2 separate regions of the Homo sapiens genome follow, and region 2 is linked to region 1. Evidence: read pairs that join two places in POLR2A ChIA-PET (ENCODE). Cell type or tissue: GM12878. All regions are shown on one strand. Each heading gives the region's core, and the rest is flanking DNA. Links, peaks and the distances in the headings are about the cores only. Region 1 holds the start of PEX11B (peroxisomal biogenesis factor 11 beta). Region 2 overlaps RNF115 (ring finger protein 115).

Region 1 (5,375 bases), core at 154-5,153:
GATAAATGAAATGTACCACAAAGTTTTACCCAAACCACTGACTTCACTCTCTTAATAGATCCCCATGTATGTTTTTCTTCCCTGCCCCAATCTGAAGGAGGTGAGATTGGGAGGATGCAAAGAGGTAGAAACCACGTGTAATAAAACAGATGTAATGGAAGAGGCACAGATAGAGGATACTGTTTTTACAAGGCAGGCTCTTTTATTATTATTATTATTATTATACTTTAAGTTTTAGGGTACATGTGCACAATGTGCAGGTTAGTTACATATGTATACATGTGCCATGCTGGTGTGCTGCACCCATTAACTCGTCATTTAGCATTAGGTATATCTCCTAATGCTATCCCTCCCCCCTCCCCCCACCCCCCAACAGTCCCCAGAGTGTGATGTTCCCCTTCCTGTGTCCATGTGTTCTCATTGTTCAATTCCCATCTATGAGTGAGAACATGCGGTGTTTGGTTTTTTGTCCTTGCAATAGTTTACTGAGAATGATGATTTCCAATTTCATCCATGTCCCTACAAAGGACATGAACTCATCATTTTTTACGGCTGCATAGTATTCCATGGTGTATATGTGCCACATTTTCTTAATCCAGTCTATCATTATTAGACATTTGGGTTGGTTCCAAGTCTTTGCTGTTGTGAATAGTGCCGCAATAAACATGTGTGCATGTGTCTTTATAGCAGCATGATTTATAGTCCTTTGGGTATATACCCAGTAATGGGATGGCTGGGTCAAATGGTATTTCTAGTTCTAGATCCCTGAGGAATCGAAAAGGCAGGCTCTTAACAGATGTAAATTAACATACAAATAATCTTACAGAAGAGAGAGCAGAGGTAGCAGGGTGCGGTGGCTCACGCCTGTAATCTCAGCACTTTGGGAGGCTGAGACAGGTGGATCATGAGGTCAAGAGATGGAGACCACCTGGCCAACATGGTGAAACCTCGCCTCTACTAAAAATACAAAAATTAGCCGGGCATGGTAGCGGGCGCCTGTAGCTTCTCGGGAGGCTGAGGGAGGAGAATTGCTTGAACCCGGGAGGCGGAGGTTGCAGTGAGCCGGCAAAAAAAAAAAAAAGCAAGCAGAGGCTTACTCCCTGAGAATTAATGGCTAATGGCCCCCAAGCGCACCCTTTAACTCATGCTATGGACCCAAATCCCTGTCCTGCCCGGTCCTGAGTCCTAGGTCACTCACCTGGGGGAAGGCAAGCAGGAAACTAAGTCCCCAGGCTGCCCCCAGAAGTTTCCTTACACCTGAACGGGATCCAAGCGGGTTGAGTACTGCTGCCTGGCGGTCCAATCCAATGACCACAGGCAGGAAAGCTGCAGAATACGTGGCCATTAGTTTCAGGAACATCAGTGTCCGACATGCGATGTCCACAGCCAGCCATTGAACAGTGATATTCCAGGTGGCATCTAGGGGCATAACCACAAAAGTGACTAGTAAGTCGGCGGCTGCTAAATGGATGAAGAGTCTCCTGACCGGAGAGGGGCGGAGCTGGCTGGGTTCCCGCCGTGTCACTGACCACAGGACTGCCAGGTTCCCTCCAGCCGAAGAAACAAACAGCACAATGGTCACTCCCACTCGGACCTTGGCTGCTGCCGAGAAGGTGGGCAGCTCTGAGCCCTCCACCTCCACTCCTGATCCAGCCCAGACCTCCTCCCCCGCTGCTGACCCCAAGGGGTGCCGTTGCCTGCAGACATGGTGGCCTGGAGAGAAACTGAGGAGGATGAAGTGTGGGTATGAAGCGGTTAGCTTTGGCCACTGATTCTTCGCCCTCCTTTTCAGGATCTGGAGCTGATTATTGCGAATTTCGTTCACTAAAGCCTCTGCTTCTGGAGACTCTCCATCTGTTCTGGAGGAGGTCACTTGTTCAACTGTCAAGGTTCTGCAGGGAACGAAGATCTGGTACCAATCACGCTCCTTTTTCCTTGGACAGACCAGCCTGGGCTTCAGGCCTCTACTGACCTAGACCTCTTTAGCCCCTACAGCCCTGGATTCAGTCGGGGCCTGCGTGCATGTGTATTTGTGAGGTTCTGCCAGGCGCACACCTATGCCGGCGGCCTCCAAGACGTGGAGATCACTGCGGCGCTTTCTCGCCCCGCCCCGGCCCCTGCAGGCCCCGCCCTTGGTCATGAATATTTAAAGAAGAAGGTGCCGCTGGAGGCGTGCTAGGGAGTAGGGGTCGTCTGATAAGGGGAAGCTGTGACGCAGACACGCACAGTAATACACAGATGGAGGCTCAAAAGACACGAGTTTCGCGTCCTGAAATTCCGCTTCCAGGGCCAAGCTTTCTTTTCTGATACTGTTTGTCCCTCGCGAGGCACCGTTGGGTCGCGCAGTAGGCGTGACTAGGGGCGGGAAGTGGGGCGGGAGCAGGGCCGCGGAGCCTGGGCTGCGGCTGTCATGGACGCCTGGGTCCGCTTCAGTGCTCAGAGCCAAGCCCGGGAGCGGCTGTGTAGGTGCGGCCCGAATAGGAATGGGGGTGGGGCGGGGGAGGGATGGACAGAGGAAGACTCTAGTGAGGCGAAGTCAGTTTAGGCTACAGGGGGGTCAAGAAGGGTCAACTCCGGCTACGGGGGCCCGAACGGACCGTGAGGCGCAGATTTGAGCCGCTGTTGAGATGATTCCTTTCCGTTCGCGGAAGAGATGGGGAAACTGAGGCATGAGTGGGCCAGCGGGGAGGCCGCTCAGGGTTGCTGTGTCCACATAAGACCGACAGTGTCCTCACTGGGCGGTGATGGAATGAGGAGCATTCGCCCCACGGTGGATAGCCCCAGACTCTGCCCCCAGAGCTGAGGAGGCACTCCCAGTTTCCGTGTCCCCACACCGTGCTGCCATTCGGGAACTCCCCTGCCTCCGCCCTGGCGTTTGGTCTCCATTCAGCTAGAGGGCCTTGAAATCTCTCAGTTCACCTATTCTGAGGAATAAAATGCCCTCCAACTGTCTGCCTCCCCCTCATCGATCACGTACATGCTCACGCTGATGTGCTTGTGATGGACCCCTGCGGCCTGCACTGGCCCCTTCAGGCCTCATCATTGTCAAATCTCTAATTTGCTCAACATTCAATAGTGCTCCCCACCCCTTTCTAGACTCTTTTTTCTCCTTATGCCTTTCCCTTCCTCTGGCCTGGAGAAATGGTGAGATATGGGCATGGAGGAGGAAGGGGAGTGTTCTCAAACTGGGAAAGGGGGAAGTCTGTCTGTGCCTTTTGGAAGATAGTTTTGAGCGGAAGGTTAGGGAGGTCTCCACCTTACCTTGCCTGCCCTCTCCTCTAGGGCCGCCCAGTATGCTTGCTCTCTTCTTGGCCATGCGCTGCAGAGGCATGGAGCCAGTCCTGAGTTACAGAAACAGATTCGACAACTGGAGAGCCACCTGAGCCTTGGAAGAAAGCGTAAGTAACTCTGTCTTTCCTTTTATCCCCCAACCTTTCCTCCATCCCCAGCTCACCTTCCTTTGTCCCTCCTTCCTGTACCCTCTCTGTTCTTCTTTCTCATTTGGCTCTGCACTTACCCTCTGCATGAGTCCAGTTGAGATAAGAGAGCAGGGGTATGGAAGTAATTAGGCGGACTGGAGAGAATGGGTCAAGTTTGAGAAAACTAAACTGGCACAAAAATTAAATTTGAAATTGAAAAATGGACTGTTTCTGCTCTTTATTTTTTATTTTTTTGAGACAGAGTCTCTCGTCCAGGTCAGAGTGCAGTGGCGCAATCTTGGCTCACTGCAACCTCTGCCTCCCAGGTTCAAGCAATTCTCCTGTCTCAGCCTCCTGAGCAGCTGGGACTACAGGTGCCCACCACCATGCCGGGCTAATTTTTGTATTTTTAGTAGAGATGGGGTTACACCATGTTGGCCAGGCTGGTCTCAAACTCGTGACCTCAGGTGATCCACCCACCTCGGCCTCCCAAAATGTTGGGATTACAGGCTTGAGCCACCATGCCCAGCCTGTTTCTGCTCTTTAAAAAAATTGTCATTATTATTGCTCAACTTTTGCCCTCTTGCTTTCTCTGTTTCTGTTTCTTGTTATCTGCCTCTCCACTTACAAATCCTTGCTTTCCCTTTCTAATCTCCACAAGTTCTACGCCTGGGTAACTCAGCAGATGCCCTTGAGTCAGCCAAAAGAGCTGTTCACCTATCAGATGTTGTCCTGAGATTCTGCATCACTGTTAGTCACCTCAATCGAGCCTTGTACTTCGCCTGTGACAATGTCCTGTGGGCTGGAAAGTCTGGACTGGCTCCCCGTGTGGATCAGGAGAAGTGGGCCCAGCGTTCATTCAGGTTTGATATCCTGTTCTCCTTTAAGATTTTTTTTTGTAGCCTCTATATTGCATAGCTTGTCTTATATGAGGGAAAGATATCTTAGGATCTTTCCAGAGTATATAAGTCTTGATCAGTCACTTGGCTTCCAATCACTTAGATCTTAAACTATCGGAGAATATCAAATGGGGAGAGATGGAAGACAGATGCTCTTCCATAATGAATGACTAATATTGTGCAAGGTAAGATATTATATCACTTTAATTGTGCTTCTATACCACAGGTTATTCCCCCTCACTACCTGCTTACTCATTCATTCCAAAGATATTTATTAGATGCTTACTGTGGCGCAGGGGATAAAGCAAAGAGCTAAACAGATAATGTGCCTGCTCCCATGAAGCTTCTAGTTTAGTGAGGGAGTTAGATACTACAATGAATAACTTCTCATATATATTTGTGGAAAAGTATGCGGTATTATGAAAGAATATCACAAGGGGAGCTAATTTAGATTGGAAAATCAGGAAAAAACTCTTTGAGAAAGTAATATTTTAGCTCAGACCTGATGTCTGAGTAGGAGGAGTTAGACAAAGCCAACAGTAGCAGAAAAGACATTTCCAAACAGAGAAAATTGCACATTCTAAGTAAGGCTTTGAACTAAGAAAGACTTAAGGGAATTAGAGAAATAGAAAGAAAGCCAGTGTGATTGACAGTATTGAGTCCATCAGTTCAAATTTGAGAGATAGACAGGCACCAGATCTTTCATACAGGGCCTTTTAGGCAATGTTAATGTTTGTTTTATTTTATCCTACAATGGGACATTATTGAAGGATTCTGAGCAGGGAAATGACATGATTCAAATTGTGTTTAAAGGACATCTCTTTTTGAGATGTTGAAAATGGATTGCAGGCCGGGCGCAGTGGCTCACGCCTGTAATCCCAGCACTTTGGGAGGCCGAGGTTGGGGGGATCACGAGGTCAGGACTTCAAGACCAGCCTGGCCAACGTGGCAAAACCCCGTCTCTACTAAAATTACAAAAATTAGCCAGGTGTGGTGGCGGGCACCTGTAATCCCAGCTACTCGGGAGGCTGAGGCAGGAGACTCGCTTGAACCCGGG
Region 2 (5,375 bases), core at 147-5,146, 130 kb after region 1:
TTTATTATCTGAGACTTGGGGCTTCTCTTAGATTATTAGTTGGTTTTTAGTGACCACTCTGCTGTCTGAAGGTAAACTGCTGTTATACCTCTTTGGCGGGTTAGGGAGTGACTTCTGACAAAGATACCTAATCAGGTAAACAGGCTGTTCTAGCCAGGAAAACCAATTGTTACTCTGCTTTGAGGAGGCCTTGAATCTCTTGTTCTTATTAAGGTTATTTGGCCAGTGTGGTGGCTCACGCCTGTAATCCCAACACTTTGGGAGGCTGAGGTGGGTGGATCACCTGAGGTCAGGAGCTCAAGACCAGCGTGGTCAACATGGTGAAACCCCGTCTCCATTAAAAACACAAAAATTAGCTGGGTATAGTGGCGGGCGCCTGTAATTCCAGTTACTTGGGAGGCTGAGGCAGGAGAATCACTTGAAACCGGGAGGTGGAGGTTGCAGTGAGCCAAGACTCCAGCCTGGGCAACAAGAGTGAAACTGTGTCTCAAAAAAAAGAAAAAAGAAAAGATTATTGCTGTCAAACTTAGGCCATCTTTCCAGGGTGATATTAATATATGGGTTTGTAATGCTTGGAATTTGTTCTTATTGGCCTTCATAAAGGTATACAGCTGATAAAAAGGGGAAATATTTCTGAAAGTGACTATTACATATTCCTTTTTTGTTTATGTGAACAAAACTATAAAATCTTTTTTCTTTTTTCTTTTTTTTTTGAGACAGAGTCTTGCTCTGTTGCCAGATTGGAGTGCAGTGGTTCGATCTCGGCTCACTGCAACCTCTGCCTCCCAGGTTCAAATGATTCTTGGGCCTCAGCTTGCCCAGTAGCTGGGACTACAGGTGTCTGACACTATGCCCTGCTAATTTTTGTGTATTTTTAGTAGAGATGGGGTTTTGCCGTGTTGGCCAGGCTGGTCTTGAACTCCTGACCTCAAGTGATCCGCCTGCCTTGGCCTCCCAAAGTGCTGGGATTACAGGCATGAGCCACCGTGCCCAACCTAAAATCTTTTTCTTTTTTTTTTTTTTTTTTTTGTGACGGAGTCTCACTCTTTTGCCCAGGCTGGAGTGCAAGGGCACGATCTTGGCTCACTGCAATCTCTGCCTCCCAGGTTCAAGTGATTCTCCTGCCTCAGCCTCCCAAGTAGCTGAGATTACAGGCATGCACCACCACGCTTGGCTAATTTTTGTATTCTTAGTAGAGATGGGGTTTCACCGTGTTTGCCAGGCTGGTCTTGAAGTCCTGACCTCGTGATCCGCCCATCTTGGCCTCCCAAAGTGTTGGGATTACAAGTGTGAGCCACTGCACCTGGCCTAACTTAAAATTTTAATAAATTTTAGAATAGCATTGATAGGATGGCCTCTTTTGGCTAAACAAAATGGCACATTTGTTCTTTTGGGGCTATTTGGTTAAACATTCGTCTGAAAATTGAAGAAGTACCGACTGGTCAAAAAGAATCTGTAATCTGAAGCCTCTTAATCTTGGAGTGACTTTGGAGATTTTAATGGCAGTAGGTAATTCCTTTACTGTTACTGTTGGCAGAATCTAAAGTTGAAGGTCCCTTCCACAACCAGGAAAAACTACACATTTTACAGTATGTACTATTAGTTTTACTTTACTAATGATTGGTGATTATATGTGTAAATAAGCTGGAGCTTCTGGGGCAATATGTGGCATGGGATCTATTTTGATACAGTTAAATGTCATCTTGGTTTTAAATAGTACAATACCAACACTAAACGTGTAAGATTAGCATGACTGCAAAATTAGCAATTTTGTGTGGATGGCATGCTAACTTGGGATAGCTTTTTGTTTGTGCCATTATAATTGCATCAAATAACTTATTTCAGGCACTTATGCTCTGCATGTGCTAATTAAAAGATATATTGGTTGTGGGAGAACAATTAATGGGCTTATCTTTTGCCAACTTTTCAAGTAGTAACCCTGGTTTCTTTAGGCAGATAGTACTTTTATGCAAATACAGTTATAAATGAGAATGATTAACTGTAGGATGAATCTTTGTCTAGCAGGGAACTGTGGATTCTGTGGTTTTTGTTCTTAATTCTTTTATGTGTCTTTGTAGATCAAAGGTTGTCTTATATAGGTGCTATTGGTAGCAATTTACTCAAATACAAAGACTCTGTGGTTTGAAAGAGATTAGTGTTTTAAATGAAAGACGAAATCTTTTTCTTAGAATCCTTGTCTTAGAGGCAGTATGATATTTCCTTCTATAAAGTTCATAAACATTTGCTGATTTAAATACTTAGCAATTGCAGTGGTAAGTAGTGGAGGGTAAAAACCAGTAAGAGGAGGGCCTTGCATGTAAATATTAGATAATGGGCTCCATCTGCTCTTAAACTTCCATGTAGAGGAGCACCTTGTAAGTTTTCTTAAGCTTTGTAACATTTCTCAGAACAATGTGGTGGTTTTTATTATCCCTTCTCTATGATTAGCTCTATTATTCTTTAAAGGAATTTTAAGGAAAGGGAACGGTGAGGTAGCTTCAGGGAGAGCAGAACCCCAGAAAATAAGAGTTGCGGTTTCAATTACCAAGGATGTTTGAATCCCTGAAACTGTGTAGTAAAGGCAGGAAGGAAGAGTCTTGGAAGCCTGTCTGGGCTTGAGCAATCAAATGGATACATAGCCACTCAATGTAGTTTTTTATGGTATGTGGTAGTTCAATTAGCTGTTTATTTAGCATAGATGTACAAGTACTTTTGGGCTTGTTATACATTTGGAGTGATTTTTACAAAAGCGTTTTTCTGAAATTAATGCAGGTATTAAATGGTTTCTTATCAGGGAATAAGGCTTGAGAATGGTTGCATAAAGAGTGGCATTAGCTTTGCTTTTTCACTTTTGGTTTCAGACTAACTAGGGTGTGTTTGTTTCCTCAGTGAGCTCAGCACAATGCCTGGATTGGTATTGTAATCCTACAAATGAAAACTATTTGTAGTAGTTTGTGAACTTACCATTGGGGTGAGTGTTTGTATGTTTGTGTGCTTAAGTGTGTCTCTTGAAGTAAAAGTGGTATCCAGCAGTTCCTGTGATTCTTTCCATCCCCTCTTCCCGGATGTGTTAACTTGTTTTCTTTGTTCTTTGCAAATTTCATGGGGACAATGGGATTTAATATTTCTCTCCACTCTTCAGGGTCTTTGGGAATAGATAGTTATTTTATCATTTTCACATGTGATTAATTCAACAACTTTTGAGTGTCAATATAGGATATTGACATTGCAGGATTTTAAAAGGTGATAGTACTGTGTAATGTCTGACACTTAAACACTCTACATGTATTTGAGGCATTAATAAATTGCAGTCTTTGCCTTCTGAATTTATATTAATGAAGGAGGGAAATGGGTTGAAATGGATGTGGCAAATCCTAGATATTTATAATACAAGGTAGGTTTTAGAATCAAAGTGAGAGTGCAGAAGGGTGTGGAAGAGTCTTATTTGGTTGGTGAGTTCAGAAGGGCTTGATGGAGGAGGTAGCATTTGAGATGGGTCCTGAAAGGTGGGTAGGGGGAGAAATATTTATTGAATCCTTTTATAATGTTTTAAATACAGTACCAGGCCCCTTACATTACTACATTTAATCATTCCTAAGAAATATTAACTATTGTAGCCTCAAATGTTGTGTTCATCTGGTGGTTGAATGGTTTTTTAGTGAAACATTTTGTTTTGTTAGCGTTCTTGAGGATAAATATTTGTCTTTTGATAGGTCAAATCCGAATTGCATTGCTGCCTGTGGGTCCTCCTTCCTTCTCTATGGTGGCTTCTCCAATTTTTCACTGGATTTAGCCTTGAAAACCACTTGATTTTGTGGTTTATGATACTTTTCATAGATTAATTCACATGCCAGTTATTCATAATTTCCTTTAATAGGTGTTGTGTTGGGATGAGTTATTTTTCCTTATTGGGCTTTGTTCTCATTATGCCATTCTATATTTAGCTTCTGGGAGGGGAGCTTGTTCCTGGGAATAGAATCACCACTCATTCCTTTTCTCTTTAGTTTTTTAGGTGGTGGCGGCAGTCGGATAGACAATACCACAACAACACATTTTGCAGAGGTAAGTTTTCCTTTAGCTGTAGGAATTCTTTAAGAAGTGGTTAGGTGTTAAAATCATGGCAGATACTAACTTTCCAGTGTGGCACAACATCAGAGTTTAACTGAATGTATAAGAAAAAATGTGGGCCGTAGTAACCCTTGGGAAGATTTGTGTTTTCAGTAGCTGGGGCTTGGGCGTGTTACCTTTGATAAACCCTTGATTAGGAGAAAGTAATAGCCTCAAACTGTATTCTTTTAAACTGGTAGTGTTTTTAATTCTTGTTTTCTACTTTGTTATTGTATATACAGTGTGAGAATAAGAAGCTTTTGCTGTTTTTGAAATAACAGTGTTGCAGACTCTGCTTTAGTGGTGTGACAACCAGGTAAAGTGCAGGCCAGGATAAGTTGTCGAAGTCACAATGAAATAGTCTTCAACCTTGTACAGAGGTACTGATTTCCAGGGCTTACCTCTAGTCAACACAGTAGTTTGGTGTAGATTAAGGATGTTTACTTGCCTTTCAGATCCCAAGATGGGGTCTGTAAATAATTTCTATATCTTCTTATAATGTGGCGTCCATATTTTTTGGGAAAAACAAATCTTAACTGTGATTTGAAAACAGGGCATTAGTCTTCATTCTTGAATACCATTTTATATTGAATCCAGAGTAATTTTCTTTTTTCACTTCGTCCATTGACCTAAAGTCTCTTTAGTTGTGTTTTTTTTTTTTAAAAAAAGAAACCATTGTAACTGTTCTTAAGTGTATAATTCAGTGGCATTAATACTCTTTGTTTTTAATCATTTAGAGACTACAACCCAGAAGGTACCAGTCAGCCTATAAAAAACACTGACGTTTTTCTTTTGCTTGTTTGTATGTGTACCCTATATTGCCATACAACTTGTTCAGCTCTAGAAAGCTGACAGATGCTAAAAGGAAGAAATAAGTTAAATCCCATAATCAGGATTTCTTTATGTTTTAGGATCACATTAGCCTTTTCCAGAGATAGCCGAAGTGCCTAGAGAGATAGCAAAATATTTCACTGTTTTGTATGTAAATTGAAATTGTACTAGTAGTATATTTGAAAAGTGATATTTAATAAGAAGCCTGTAAAACCCTAAGCTTCTCTCCCTTATTATTTGAAAATTATTTTAAGACCTGTAGCCCCCACATTTTGATGTTGTTAGATTTATCAACATTGTCTGGGTAATGGTCCTGTTCTATTTAGGGTGGTTTTTCTGCTTATGGTCTGTGCTACTTCTTAATATACAGTATTAAGAGTTTTGGTTAACTCTGAACTGCCCGGGTTGATTAGAGTGATTCCAGACAGATCGTGTTT

Evidence for each region. ChIA-PET counts read pairs that join two places held together with the same protein. Peaks named below come from ENCODE experiments on the same cell type or tissue, not always from the same donor. Only the 100,000 strongest peaks of a DNase experiment are listed, where the experiment ranks them.
Region 2: POLR2A ChIA-PET joins it to region 1 with 8 read pairs; 3 of 35 experiments call an interaction of 5 or more read pairs at or near these places.

What each region holds. Positions count from the first base shown.
Region 1 is chr1:145,915,724-145,921,098 of GRCh38, reverse strand. PEX11B (peroxisomal biogenesis factor 11 beta) reads left to right here and starts at 2,382. Exons shown (of 4, transcript NM_003846.3): 1 at 2,382-2,466; 2 at 3,283-3,398; 3 at 4,081-4,282. The coding sequence starts at 2,411. It also overlaps the pseudogene GNRHR2. RefSeq lists enhancers at 1,647-1,746, 1,797-1,856, 2,237-2,336, 2,135-2,682, 2,683-3,229. In GM12878, for the core only: no CTCF peak of the experiment used is centred there; a DNase peak (open chromatin) is centred at 2,178; H3K4me3 peaks cover 3,439 bases; H3K27ac peaks cover 2,542 bases.
Region 2 is chr1:145,783,226-145,788,600 of GRCh38, reverse strand. It overlaps RNF115 (ring finger protein 115), which reads left to right. Exons shown (of 9, transcript NM_014455.4): 3 at 4,005-4,062. Among named protein-coding and RNA genes, the nearest start is that of RNF115, 38 kb to the left of the region's middle. In GM12878, for the core only: no CTCF peak of the experiment used is centred there; a DNase peak (open chromatin) is centred at 2,882.